Linked DNA regions of Homo sapiens: region 2 is linked to region 1. Evidence: chromatin contacts called from ENCODE Hi-C or POLR2A ChIA-PET data. All regions are on one chromosome and are shown on one strand. The core of a region is the stretch at or near the end of the contact, and the rest is flanking DNA. Distances in the headings are between cores, read along the strand shown.

Region 1 (6,266 bases), core at 3,296-5,795:
AGAAGTTGGGGTTTTGTTCAGTGTTTTAGTTACCTATCATTGCTTTAAGTAGAAAACCACAAACAGTTGCTAGGAATTGGCTGCAGAGATAAGTGGGAAGGAAACCCATATAAGTTGAATAGAACCAGGGTAATGAACAGCCCCTCACTCCAGCTGCCTTGCAGATCCCACTCTGCTCACCAGCCTCTCAAGATGAAATTTCTAACATTCTCTAGTTGCTCCTCATTGCCACTGATCTGTAGCAACTGTCAGGGTAACACCTGGGGACCCTTCTCACTAATCCGCAGCAAGTGCTGGATGTTATGGAGATAAGCAGTTTCGGGTAGACAAAGGAGGGGAAAACCTGAGTGCTGTAGGGAAAGGGTGTCATTGTTAGAGGTGCCACCTTACAAAAATGTAATATTTGTACTACTGGTATCCTGGCATTCAGTTTCCTTGTGTCCTAATAGTTCAGGGCCCTCCACCCAAAAAAGTACCACACTCAGGCCTGTGGATCTCTGAGAGCATCTTTTCCTGTTCTCATCACAATCTTTTATTTATTTATTTAATTTTGAAATGGAGTCTTGCTCTGTCACACAGGCTGGAGTGCAATGGCACAATCTCTGCTCACTGCAACCTCTGCCTCCTGGGTTCAAGAGATTCTCCTGCCTCAGCCTCCTGAGTAGCTGGGATTACAGGCACGTGCCACCACACCTGGCTAATTTTTGTATTTTTAGTAGAGGGGGGTTTCACCATGTTGGTTAGGCTGGTCTGGAGCTCCTGACCTCGTGATCTGCCCCCCTTGGTATCCCAAAGTGCTGGGAGTACAGGTGTGAGCCACTGTGCCCAGCCAAAATCTTTTATTTTTTTGGCCCATCCCTCAGAGCCTCTTCTTAAAAGATTCACATTGCATCTGTCTATGTATTTCAGGACCCATTTATTCATTTACTCATTCAATAAATGTTTACTGAGAACCTACTGTTCCAGGCTCTGTTCTTGGAATTGGGGACACAACAGTGAAAAAGACAAGTTTCAACTCTCTTGGATGATCTATTCTCATTATCAAGAGTGATATATAATAACATGTCAAGTAATTGTAAGGGCTATGAGGAAAAATAAAGCAGAGTGAGGGGTTAGAGAGTAACAGAGGCTGCTTTATCTGATAGGATAGCTACAGAAACCTCCGGGGGATGTGGTCCTTGAACCTGTGACCGCGGGAATGGGGCTTCATTGTGGGCAGAGGGGCAAGTGCAAATGCCCTGAGATAGCAACATGTGCTCACAGATTAGCAAAGGGGCTGGCATGTAAGAGTGAGGGAGTAGGAGCCAAGGCAGGGATCTGAATGTGGGGATGAAGCAAGCATAAATGTCTTAACTCACTTAATGCATACTCCTCCAGAAACCCCTGAGCAGTTGGAGTGGTTGATGTTTCAGGTAAGCAGGGGGTGGAGGAACTTGGGGACCACAGAGCCCTTGAAAGCACTCATAATTCACAACCAACCCTGTGAATGGCTCTCTTTCCTACCAGATGCAAATCTTATGAGAGAAGGAATTATACTTTTTGGTTCCCTGCTGTGTCAGCTAACATGACATGTATCTGACTCCTACCAGGCACTTCATACTACTGTCTAATTGGATTGGACTCTAGCAGTCACAGCAGATCCCTGGCATTCACTAAGTTAACAACAGTCATTTCAGCTGCTTATGAGCAATCTCAAATCAGAGCCTGCGTAGGAATTTCCTGGAAAAACAGCTACTAGGTGGGAGATCAGGTATGAGAGTCAAACAGGCAATAGATTTGGAGTATTAAGGCTATGCACTGGAAAACCCTGGCTCCAGATAAGGATAATATTTAGAAAAGTGCTAGGATTAGGAATTTGCAAAGATCTCAGGATCCATTCCTTGTGAATATCAAGTGTCTACTCAATAAGTTTTTCCCACCTGAGAAACTCCTTAGGAACCAAGTGGCCTAACCTTGCCTCTCATGATGATATTACCTTAACTGTACTTACACTTGGCCATCTAAAATTGTAAGTACTTTATCTATAGTTTCACATTGTTGATTAGATCAGATTAATACAATTGGTTGTTGTCTTTCTTTTTTTTTCTGTGCAGTGAGAAGTCAATGAATGTTGTTGATTAAATGATAAATGACCTAAAACCTCAATAAAAGTGAAAAAAAGGGCTAGCATAATAAGAAACAGCTAAAATAAATAGTTCTCTCTTATAGCATTATTACTTTCACATTATTTTTAAAAATAATGTAACTAGTACTAAGCAGGGGTTGAAATAACTTGAAGAGCCAGAGAATAAATCCTTTCTCATATTTCAATAAAAGATTTTCATTCATTCATCCATCCATTCGTTCATTAATTCTTTCAACAAATATTGTTAATCAAGCACTCTCTCCATGCTAGGCACTGTACTAGATGCTAAGGATAGAACATAAGACGGAGATTATAGTCAGCTTGGATGGAGACACAGACAAGGAGTTAGGCACTCTCACCATGCTACAGCTTCTTCTAAGAAACCATAGCAATATCCAGGCTCTCCTCCATGCTGCTCGTCTTAGAACCCCTGGGGAAATGTGTCTTCTGTTGGGAGAGTCAGCCTCAAGTTCAGTGCCAAAGCTACATGGACTCTCAGAGCTGCTTCAGTCCATTCCTGGTTTCACTGCAGCCCTTTTGATCACTTTCTCCCAATCATGCTTGACAAATGGACACAGATCACCTTTCTTGGTAGCAACGGCTGCCTTAGGGTACCTATATTCCTTTCCTGCCAGTTCTGCCAGGCATAGGATGAGCCTGCAGAGATATGGGGGCTGGCTTTGATCACCCCATTGGCTGCCTCACTCTAGGAAGTGGGTGTGACTTACTGTCAACCCTCTCCCTTCCTCTGTCCATGCCACTGACATTACTTGGCTCCTTTAGGGAGCAGGGTCATTTAAATGCCATTTGATATGTTCCATTCTCTCTTCCCACTATCCAGCCCCCTGCCATATACTGAACGTGTCCCACCAAAATTCATATGTTGAAACCCTAATCCCCAAGTGATGGTATTTGCAGGTGGGGTCTTTGGAAGGTTTTTAGGTCATGAGGGTGAAGCCTTTATGAGTGAGATTAATGCCCTTAAAAGGAGAGATACAAGAGAGATTTCACTCTCTGTCATGTGAGGACATACCAGAAAGGTGGCTGTCTCTAAACCAAGAAGAGGGCCTTCATCAAGAGCCGACACCTACATCTCAGACTTCCCAGCTTTGGCACTGTGAGAAAGGAGTGTTTGTTATTTAAGCCCCCTAGTCTAAGGAAATTTGTTACTGAGGCCTGAGTTGACTAAGACAGCCCCCAAGGAATGCTCTAGGGGAGTGGGAAAAAGGAATAAAGAAATAAATTATGAGTATCCATGATGTGCCAAGAACTGTGTCTAGCACTTTCTATACCTCATTCATTTCCTCTCCCAATAGCTCAGTCTGTAAAGTAAAGCCAATGGAGTTTTGAACCCTAGCTCCACTATTGATTAGCATGACTGTGGGCAAGTAACTCACAACTCCAAGGCCCAAGTGCCTGGAGAGACAGAGTAGCAGGGTCATTACTAGCATACATCCTGTGTCTAAACCCAGCTCTGTGCTTGTAAACTTGGTGGCCTTGGCAAGCAACTTCATCTCTATGTATTTCAGCTCCTTCTTCCCCAAAATGGAATGATAACAGCAGCACCCAGGACAATAAGGGTTGTTGTGAAGTCTAAAAAGCTAATATAAGTAAGACACTTTGAGTAGTAAAGAACTCAAGGTAAGAATGAGCAATTATTTTACATCTTCTTGTTGAATATTTTTAAAAAGTGTAACTTGAGCACAGTGTTTGGCAGGAAGAAACACACATCAAAGTCTTGCTGTTATTGATATGATTTTATTATTTTAATAGTAATATCATTACTTTTATTGCTATTGCTATTGTTACTTTCAGGCTTAGAGGTGATAGGCCCGCTATCTTCTCTATGGAAGTACTAGAAGAGAGAATGACAAAGCACAAGTGCTCCAGCTCCTTGTCACCAAAGTATGGGCTGGGATCCTGCAGCATGGGCATCATTTGCAAGCTTGTTAGAAGTGCAGAAGCTCAGACTTCGGCCCTGACCTATGACTCAGATCTGCATTTTTAACTAATCCTCCCAGGTAAATCAAGGACAAGTTTATGGTTGAGAAGCACTGCTCTGGCACATTGGTTCTCAGCCTCGGCTTCCCATTAGAATCATATTTGAAACATACTGATGCCTGGGCCCCCATCCCCTTGCCCCCCCGCCGGAAATTCTGTTTTAATAGGCAGGAGTACAAGGGTTTAAAAGCTCCCTGAGTGACACTAACATGCACTGAGGGTTGAGAACCACCCATCTAGCATTTGGTCCATGGGGAGTTTGGCTGCAGGCGCAGATGGGAGTCTAGTTTGTTCAGCAACTGCCAGTGAGAGTTCTGGTTTGTTTTGCTTCTTTTCAGGCCCCAAAGGAAGTGGAAGTACAAAGGGACATGAAGAGGGCACATTCTTCTCTCCCCACACCCACCCTTCCCCCGTCTTCATTCCAGCTAAAAGGACACATGACAAGGCTGGGACAGGCTTGTCGGCCAACGTTTCTGTTTCTCTGTGTTGCACTTCACAGCATCCAAGCTGTACTGGCTGGCTGTGTCTCTCTCACTCAAGTCACTGTGCCAGCTGGGCTTGGCTTTTCTGTGGTAGAAGCTTGTTCTTCCTTGAAATGAGGTCCTTCTCTTGCTTTTCTGTTTTTGCCCACTGCTCACAGCACCCAGATGTTGCTTGGTTGGAGAAAACTCGACCAGAGATCTCCTCTCAACCTCTCATGTGAGACTCTTGATGCCTGGTGGGAAATCCAAAATCCCAGCAGGCTCTTGCAAGTTATCTAAGTGAGTGTTGCTGTCAGGACAATGGCTCCTGCCTCATCATAAGGCCAAGGACTTGGACAGTGGGGGTGACTGTTGTTATGTGGGGATGAGGGCCATGTGGCTGCCATTTTTTGAATATTCAAGAGAAGCTTTGAACTTGGAATTTTATTTTAAAATCTTTAGGTTTTTCAATGTTGGCAGCTAATTCAAAAAACTTACAAGCGCTACTGGCCAAATTGACCTGCTGGCCCACTGACCTCTGAAACATTCCCTGCTTTCTAAATGACCCATTTGGGTTGGGAAGTTGCCCCAAGCCATGGAGACTAACTTAAATAATCTCACTCTACTTCTGGCACTGGTAGAAAAGGTAAAACACCTGGGGTCTTCTGAGTCATGTGTCCAAAGTTTTTAATTCAGGTGACTTGTTCTGGGCTTGTTAGTCAGGCAGATCCTCTGCCAAAGGAATGCCCTCCTATGCCCAGGCCCATAAGTGGCTGTTTCTAATGGCACCATCCAAGTCCTCTGTGTGTCCTGGGGTCGCAGTGGACCTCTATGTCTGACCTGGGGTCAAATATTGTAGGAGTTGTGCAGAGTATGTCATATTGCCCTGGGAGAGCTGAACACATGGGAAGAAAGAAAGGCTTACACTCTTCAGTCTTCTCCCTCCCCTCCTCTCCTCCCTCCCCTGAATAATAGAGAGCCAAGCATTTGACAGAGCTCCTTGTTCAATGCTTCCATGTCTCTGCTAGTGATCAAATGTTTCTCCCTCAATATTCTCTTTATACAAGATGATGTGACGTGAGTTTGTTGCTAATATTAGATTTGCAACAGATGCCCTCATTGTTGGGTCCTGGGTACATGCAGAGCAGATTAATAATCCAAAGACAAAGGCCTCAAATGCCCAGTGACTTTAATAACAAAACTTGCTGCAAGGGACAAGGGCTCACTCTGCACTGGGCAAGGTGAGGGGGACGGGCCTGCAAAAGGCCCAGAAACTGAGTCCACCATCTAGATGCCATTGGAAACGTAGGCGGAGCTGTTGGTGGGAGGTGGAAGGAAGCACCAGGAAGAGGCATCTTCAAGGGGTCACAAGCAATAATATTCAGGTCTATGGTGAAAATGACAAGTCATCTAGTCACTGCTGGTGGCCAAAATTTGGACCCAGGGGAACCAGGTAGCAAGCCTAAGAATTCAATAGATATGTCAATGGACATAGACGGTTCCTTCTGCTCCTTTTCATTTTTCTTAATAAAGCCTTTTTAGACAAATCGTAAACCTCCATGGTTACAAACCAAGAACCTCCTGGGTCTAACTAAGCATGAACCACTAGGATTTTCTGCTCCCCTCCTGCTTCATCTTCAGAATACTGTCATCTCACCTCTACAAGGGAAGGTGTTTCT
Region 2 (6,669 bases), core at 1,446-3,945, 38 kb after region 1:
GAAATCTTTAGCTATTGTTGTATTGAGGTGTATCTCTCTCTTTAGCTCTAATAATATTTGCATTATAGGTTGGGCACGGTGGCTCATGCCTGTAATCCCAGCACTTTGGGAGGCTGAGTCAGGCAGATCACCTCAGGTCAGGAGTTCCAGACCAGCCTGGCCAACATGGCAAACCTTGTCTCTACCAAAAATACAAAAATTAGCCAGGTGTGGTGGCATGTGCCTGTAATCCCAGCTACCTGGGAGGGTGAGGCAGGAGAATTGCTTGAACCTGGGAGGCAGAGGTTGCCACGAGCTGAGATTGAGCCACTGCACTCCAGCCTGGGCAACAGAGTAAGACTCTGTCTCAAAAACAAAAACTTTGCATTATATATCTGGGTGCTCCCATGTTGGTTACCTATATATTTAAAATTTTTATATCCTCTTGCTGAATTGACCCCTTTATCATTATATAATAACCTTCTTTGTCTCTTATAGTATTTGTCCTGAAATCTGTGTTGTCTGATATAAGCATAGTGACTCCTGCTCTTTTTTGATTTCCATTTACATAGAATATCTTTTTCTATCCTTTATTTTCAGTCTATGTGTGTCTTTATGGGTGAAGCATGTTTCTAGTAGGCAGCTGATCAATGGGTTTTGTTTTTACCTCCATTCTGCCCATTTGTGTCTTTTGATTGGAGAGTTTAGTCCATTTACATTCAGTGTTATTGATAAGTAAGGACTTACCCCTGCCATTTTGTTGTTTTCTGGTTGTCTTGTGGTCATCTCTTTCTTCTTTCCTTTCTTCCTGTCTTCCTTTTAGTGAAAGTGATTTTCTCTGGGGATATGATTTAGTTTCTTGCTTTTTATTTTTGGTGTATCTGCTGTATATTTTTTGATTTGAGGTTACCATGAGGCTTGCAAATACTATCATTATTTTAAGCTGATAACAATTTAATGCTGTTTGCATAAGCAAACAGATAAACAAGCAAAAAGACAACTAATAAAAACTCTACACCTTAACTTGATTCCCCCACTTTTTCACTTTTTATTGTTTCTATTTATATCTTATTGTACTGTCTGTGTCCTGGAAAGTTGTTGTAGTTACGGTTTTTGACGGGTTCATCATTTAGTTTTTCTACTTAAGATTAAGAGTAGTTTACACACCACAGTTACAATATAATAATATTCTGTGCAGTTACTATTACCAGTGAGTTTTGCACCTTCAGATGATTACTTATTGCTCATTAACATCCTTTTCTTTCTGATTGAAGTACTCCCTTTAGCATTTCTTTCAGGACTGGCCTGGTGTTGCTAAAATCTCTCAGCTTTTGTTTGTCTGGGAAAGTGGTTATTTCTTATTCATGTATGAAGGTATTTTCACCAATGTACTACTCTTAGGGTAATAGTTTTTTTCGTTCAGCACTCTAAATATGGAATGCCACTCTCCCCTGGCCTGTAAGGTTTCCGCTGATGAAAAGTCTGCTGACAGGCATATTGGAGCTCCATTGTATTTTATATGTTTCTTTTCTGTTGCTGCTTTTAGGATTCTTTCTTTATCATTGACCTTTGGAAGTTTGGATTAAATCTCTTAGTCTTCTTTGGGTTAAATCTGCTTGGTGTTCTATAACCTTCTTGTACCTGGATATTGATGTCTTTCTCTAGGTTTGGGAAGTTCTCTGTTATTATCCCTTTGAGTAAACTTTCTACTTCTATCTCTTTCTCTACATCCTCTTTAAGGCCAGTAATTCTTAGATTTGCCCCTTTGAGGCTATTTTCTAGATCTTGTAGGTGTGCTTCATTGTTTTTTATTCTTTTTCTTTTGTCTCTTGTTACTATGTATTTTCAAATAGTCTGTCTTTAAGCTCACTAATTCTTTCTTCTGTTTGATCAGTTCTGCTATTAAAAAGACTCTGATGCATTCTTCAGTATGTCAATTGCATTTTTCAGCTCCAGAATTCCTGCTTGATTCTTTTTAATGATTTCAATCTCTTTTTTAAATTTATCTGATAAAATTCTGAATTCCTTCCCTGTGTTATCATGAATTTCTTTGAGTTTCCTCAGCACATCTATTTTGAATTTTGTCTGAAAAGTCACATATCTCTGTTTCTCCAGGATTGGTCCCTGGTGCTTTATTTAGTTTATTTGATGAGGTCATGTTTTCCTGGATGGTCTTGATACTTGTAGATGTTTGTCTGTGTCTGGGCATTGAAGAGTGAGGTATTTATTGTAGTCTTCTCAGTCTGGGCTTGCTTCTACCCATCCTTCTTGGAAGGCTTTCCAGAGATATGAAAGGACTTGGGTGTTGTGATCTATGCTGTATCTGCTTTAGGGGGCATCCCAAGCCCAGTAACACTGTGGTTCTTGCAGACTCATAGTGGTACCACTTTGATAGTCTTGGGATGAGATCAGAAAGAATTCTCTGGGTTACCAGGCAGAGTCTTTTGTTCTCTTCTCTTACTTTCTCTCAAACAGACAGAGTCTCTCTCTCTGGTCTGAGTCACCTGGAGCTGAGGATGGAGTGACACAAGCACCCCTGTGGCCACCACCGCTAGGACTGTGGTGGGTCAGACCTGAAGCCAGCACAGTACTTGGTTCATCCACAGCCTGCTGTAACCACTCCCTGGCTACTGCCTATGTTTGCTCAAGGACATTGGGCTCCACAATCAGCAGGTGGCAAATCCAGCCAGGCTTGTGTTATTTCATTCAGGGCAGTGAGTTCCCCCAGGCCCTGGGCATGTCCAGAGATGCCATCTGGGAGCCAGGGACTAGAGTCAAAAGCCTTAGAAGTCTACCTGGTGTTCTAGTCCATTGCAGCTGAGCTGGCATTCAAGCCACAAAAATGCAGTCCTTCTCACTCTTCCCTCCCCTTTCCAAAGGCAGAGGAGCCTCACCCTGTGGGCTCTGACACTGCCACCACAGTCTTTCAGGGAGTACTGCCAGAACACCCCGTCAGTGTTCCCTCAAAGTCTCTTTAGTCAGCTTGTGGCAAATGTTGCTTGGCCTGGGACTTACCTTTGAGGGCAGTGGGCTCCCCTCTGACCCAGGGCAGGTCCAGAAATGCCATCCAAGAGCCAAGTCCTAGAATCGGGGGCCCCAAGAGCCCACTTGATGCTCTCTGTGGCTGAGCTGGTACCTGAGGTGCATGATAGAGTCCTCTTTACTTTTTCCTCCACTTTTCTTGGGCAGAAGAAGTCTGTCCCTGTAGCCACCACAGCTGGTATTGTGCTGAATCTCACCTGAAGCCAGGAAGTCTCAGAGTCGCATCTAAGGCCCATGACATGCTTACCTAGGTATTGCTGCTGATTATTAAGGGCCCAAAAGGTCTTCAGTTAGCAGATGATGAATCCTCCCAGGACTAGGTCCTTCCCTTCAAGACAACACGTTTTCTTCTGGCCCAGTGTGACTAGAAATGTCATCCAGGGGCTAGGGCCTAGAAACGGGGCCTCACAACTCTGACCAGTGCCTTATCCTGCTGTGGCTGAGCTGGTATCCAAAATGCAAGACAAAGTTCTTTCCACTCTTCTCTCTCTTCTTCTCAAGCAGAAGGAAGAGGTTTCTTTTGGAGCTGTAAGCTGTGCAACCTGGGGTTAGGGGAGGGGTGATGCCAGCACTCCCTTAGCCACCTTGGCTGGTGTCTCGGTAGGTCACATGCCCTCTAGATCACTGGTTCTGGACCCAGTTCAGCACTAGGACTCACCTAGGAGTTGCAGTCCCTGTGGCCTAGACTGCCTTTCATGTTTATTTAAGGTCCATAGCACTTTAGCCTACAGTGGCGAGGCTTGTGGAAAATCAAGTTCCAACCACTGGGATTGGCAGCTTTTCTCTGGCTAGGGCTGGTTTAATGCTCTCCCTCCGTGGGCAGGCATTAGCTGAGTTTGGTCCAGTTTTGCTTCCTGCTATGTAGCAAGGGCAGCACTGAGTTCAATGCCTCGCAGTTGCTGTACTCCCCTCTCCCCAGTACATAGAATTACCCTCTGCATAGAATGCCAGTGCTGCTGTGGGATGGTGGAGGGGTGGTGTTGCTCATTCAAGATTGGTTTTCCTATGTTTTTAGTACCTCTTTTAGTGATATGAAGTTAAGACCAGGTACTGTGAGTGCTTACCTGATTTTTGGTTCTTATGAAGGTAGTTTTTTGTGTAGATAGTTATTAAATTGGTGTCCTTATGGGGAAATGATCAGTGGAGCCTTCTATTCTGCCATCTTGCTGTGCTCCCTCTTCATTTTCTTCTTCAGTGACTGAATCTCAATGTGCCTCAGTTTCCTCACCTGTCTTGTATGTGGTAGTAATAATACATAGTTGTTGCAAGTTTAAATGAGAGTATAGTTAGCTCAGCCCCTTCCTGATTTATTAATAATACATGTGGAGCTCATAGAAGAGTGTTTGGCATACAGTGCTTAAGAAATGATGATTGTTGTTATTATTTTCAGTTTCAATGCCTCCTCTTGCAGTGCTAGTCATCCATAATATAGGCTTAACAATATTGTGGAATGGGTGAATGTTTCCCCTCCAATACTCTTTTCAATTTTTCATTGTTTTCCTTACATGCATATTATCATAAAAATTTAGTTTCCCCTCATTTAATTCTGAAACAAACAAAAAAACTACCTATGGATTTAAATAGGTTTTACTGTCTGATATAAGGAAACAGATCAGCCCTTTGAGATAAATTTTTTTCTTGGTACTAAATTTCAAAATGAATTTATTGTAAGATTATTTATGGGGCAGGAGGCTAGTAGAGCGAAGACAGCTCATTTTTCTAAAACCTACTTAACATGTTGAGATTAGAAAGAAATTTTTCCATTGAATACAGGAACTGTATCAAATTACATTGACAGTCCAGGGGGATTAGGTCAGCTGGGAGGTAGATAAGACAGAGCTTTGTGTGTTCCCCTATATTTAGAGATTCCACTGGGATACTAAAGAGGAAGATCAGTGGTGTGTGCAAATGAGCAGGTATAATCCAGAAATTGCCATCTGAAATAACCTTTTACATCATAGGTTTATTTTTGTCTTTAGGGAGCAATGTTGTCAGTAATTTACTATAATTGCAATAACCAGATCATTAAACCATGTCTGTAGAGAGCATGGAAAAATACATCTACTCTTTAAGTGACAATGTATCAAAGAATATACTAAGACTATTTTAATCAAATAGTATTACTATTGTTATTTTTCTATATATTTTTTTCAGTTTTTGAGACAGAGTCTTGCTCTGTCACCCAGGCTGGAGTACAATGGCATGATCTTGGCTACTGCAACCTCCACCTCCCTGAGTTCAAGCCATTCTCATGCCTCAGCCTCCCAAGTACCTGGGACTACAGGCACATGCCACCATGCCTGGCTTTTCTTTTTTTTTTTTTTGTATTTTTAGTAGAAACAGGGTTTCACCATGTTGGCAGGCTGGTCTTGAACTCTTGACCTCAGGTGATCAAGTTCCAACCACTCAGCCTCCCAAAGTGCTGGGTTTATATGTGCGTGAGCCACCATGCCTGGCCTATTACTATTTTTAATACAGTTTCCTATAGATGAAGTGGGCATTTAAGTTACACACACACACACACACACACACACACACACACAGACACTTTAGCATCCCTTCAGAAAATGAGAGCCTACCAAGACATACTTAGTTGTTTTGTAGAGTTAGGTGAGCATGGTAATGATGGGGGCTGGTATACTGATTTTATTTAGATTTTTCAGATGATTCTTCAACAAAAGCTATTAAAACATGAGTCATCTTGGGATCAAAAGAAAGTTTTGTCATAGGTTAAAAAACTGGTCTTAAACAGGGAGATAGCATAGTGAGCAAATGGGCATTTTCCTCAGTGGAAATCAGTTAGTATGGTATTAAAAGGTCCTAGGGGCCGGGCGCCATGGCTCACGCCTGTAATCCCAGCACTTTGGGAGGCCGAGGCGGGCAGATCACTTGAGGTCAGGAGTTCGAGACCAGCCTGGCCAACATGGTGAAACCCCATCTCTACTAAAAATACAAAAATTAGCCAGGTGTGGTGGCACGTGCCTGTATTCCCAGCTACTCCAGAGGCTGAGGCAGGAGAATCGCTTGAACCCGGTAGGCGGAGGTTGCAGTGAGCCAATATCAGGCCACTGCACTGCAGCCTGAGCAACAGAGCAAGACTCCGTCTCAAAAAAAAAAAAAAGTAAAAATAAAAGGTCCTAGGATTTAATATATTTTTATAAATGATGTGTTAAAGTGACTTCATAATGTAATGTCCGGTTTTTTTTTTTTGACAACTCCAAGTTGCAAAAGATAAAATTGACAGAAATGAATTTCAGGGAGATAGAAATACCTGCATGAACAGACAAAAGAGTTGTGGGTAATAGTTAATACAAAGGAATTAGTAAGAAAACAGAATCAGATTGTTTACAACGTGGCCAATGTGATTTAGGAAAGGGCTGAGAGTCCCTGTAGCCCATTGTTAGTAAGAGGCTTCAGCCTATATAGTTCTTGTTACCATCAGTAAAAGTGTTGAAACATACTGCCCTACTCATACCAAACATTGATTCAGGAGGTAGTATAAATACCAAAAAAAAAAAAAAAAATTTAAGCAAAGCAGATACATTTTGGGATGATAAATCTATAATGAGTTATGAAAGGAAACAAGGCTTGCTTTAGGAGAAACGTTTTAAGCCTGAGACAATGGAGAAAACATCTGGTCAACTGAGC

What was found. A loop is a pair of places that touch in the nucleus more often than their neighbours do. ChIA-PET counts read pairs that join two places held with the same protein, here RNA polymerase II (POLR2A). Pooled maps may share reads with other maps.
Region 2: a loop to region 1 is called in a map of gastrocnemius medialis, with 2.6 times the contacts of the local background. The contact joins two enhancer-like sites. A Hi-C loop is called at or near these places in 18 of 168 maps with a recorded cell type or tissue (B cell, Caco-2, GM13976 and 15 more), 8 of 37 single-sample maps with no recorded cell type and 15 of 50 pooled maps. POLR2A ChIA-PET finds 5 or more read pairs at or near these places in 14 of 52 experiments (B cell, CD4-positive, alpha-beta T cell, GM12878 and 11 more).

Annotation. Positions count from the first base shown.
Region 1 is chr11:95,077,111-95,083,376 of GRCh38, forward strand. No RefSeq gene overlaps it. Among named protein-coding and RNA genes, the nearest start is that of ENDOD1, 9.6 kb to the right of the region's middle. RefSeq lists a silencer at 4,021-4,221. Within about 2 kb of position 4,546, at least 9 of the 41 ENCODE cell types and tissues checked have a DNase peak (open chromatin) inside an H3K27ac peak, as active enhancers do.
Region 2 is chr11:95,117,061-95,123,729 of GRCh38, forward strand. All of the region lies in intron 1 of ENDOD1 (endonuclease domain containing 1), which reads left to right. Among named protein-coding and RNA genes, the nearest start is that of LNCRNA-IUR, 30 kb to the right of the region's middle. Within about 2 kb of position 2,696, at least 2 of the 41 ENCODE cell types and tissues checked have a DNase peak (open chromatin) inside an H3K27ac peak, as active enhancers do.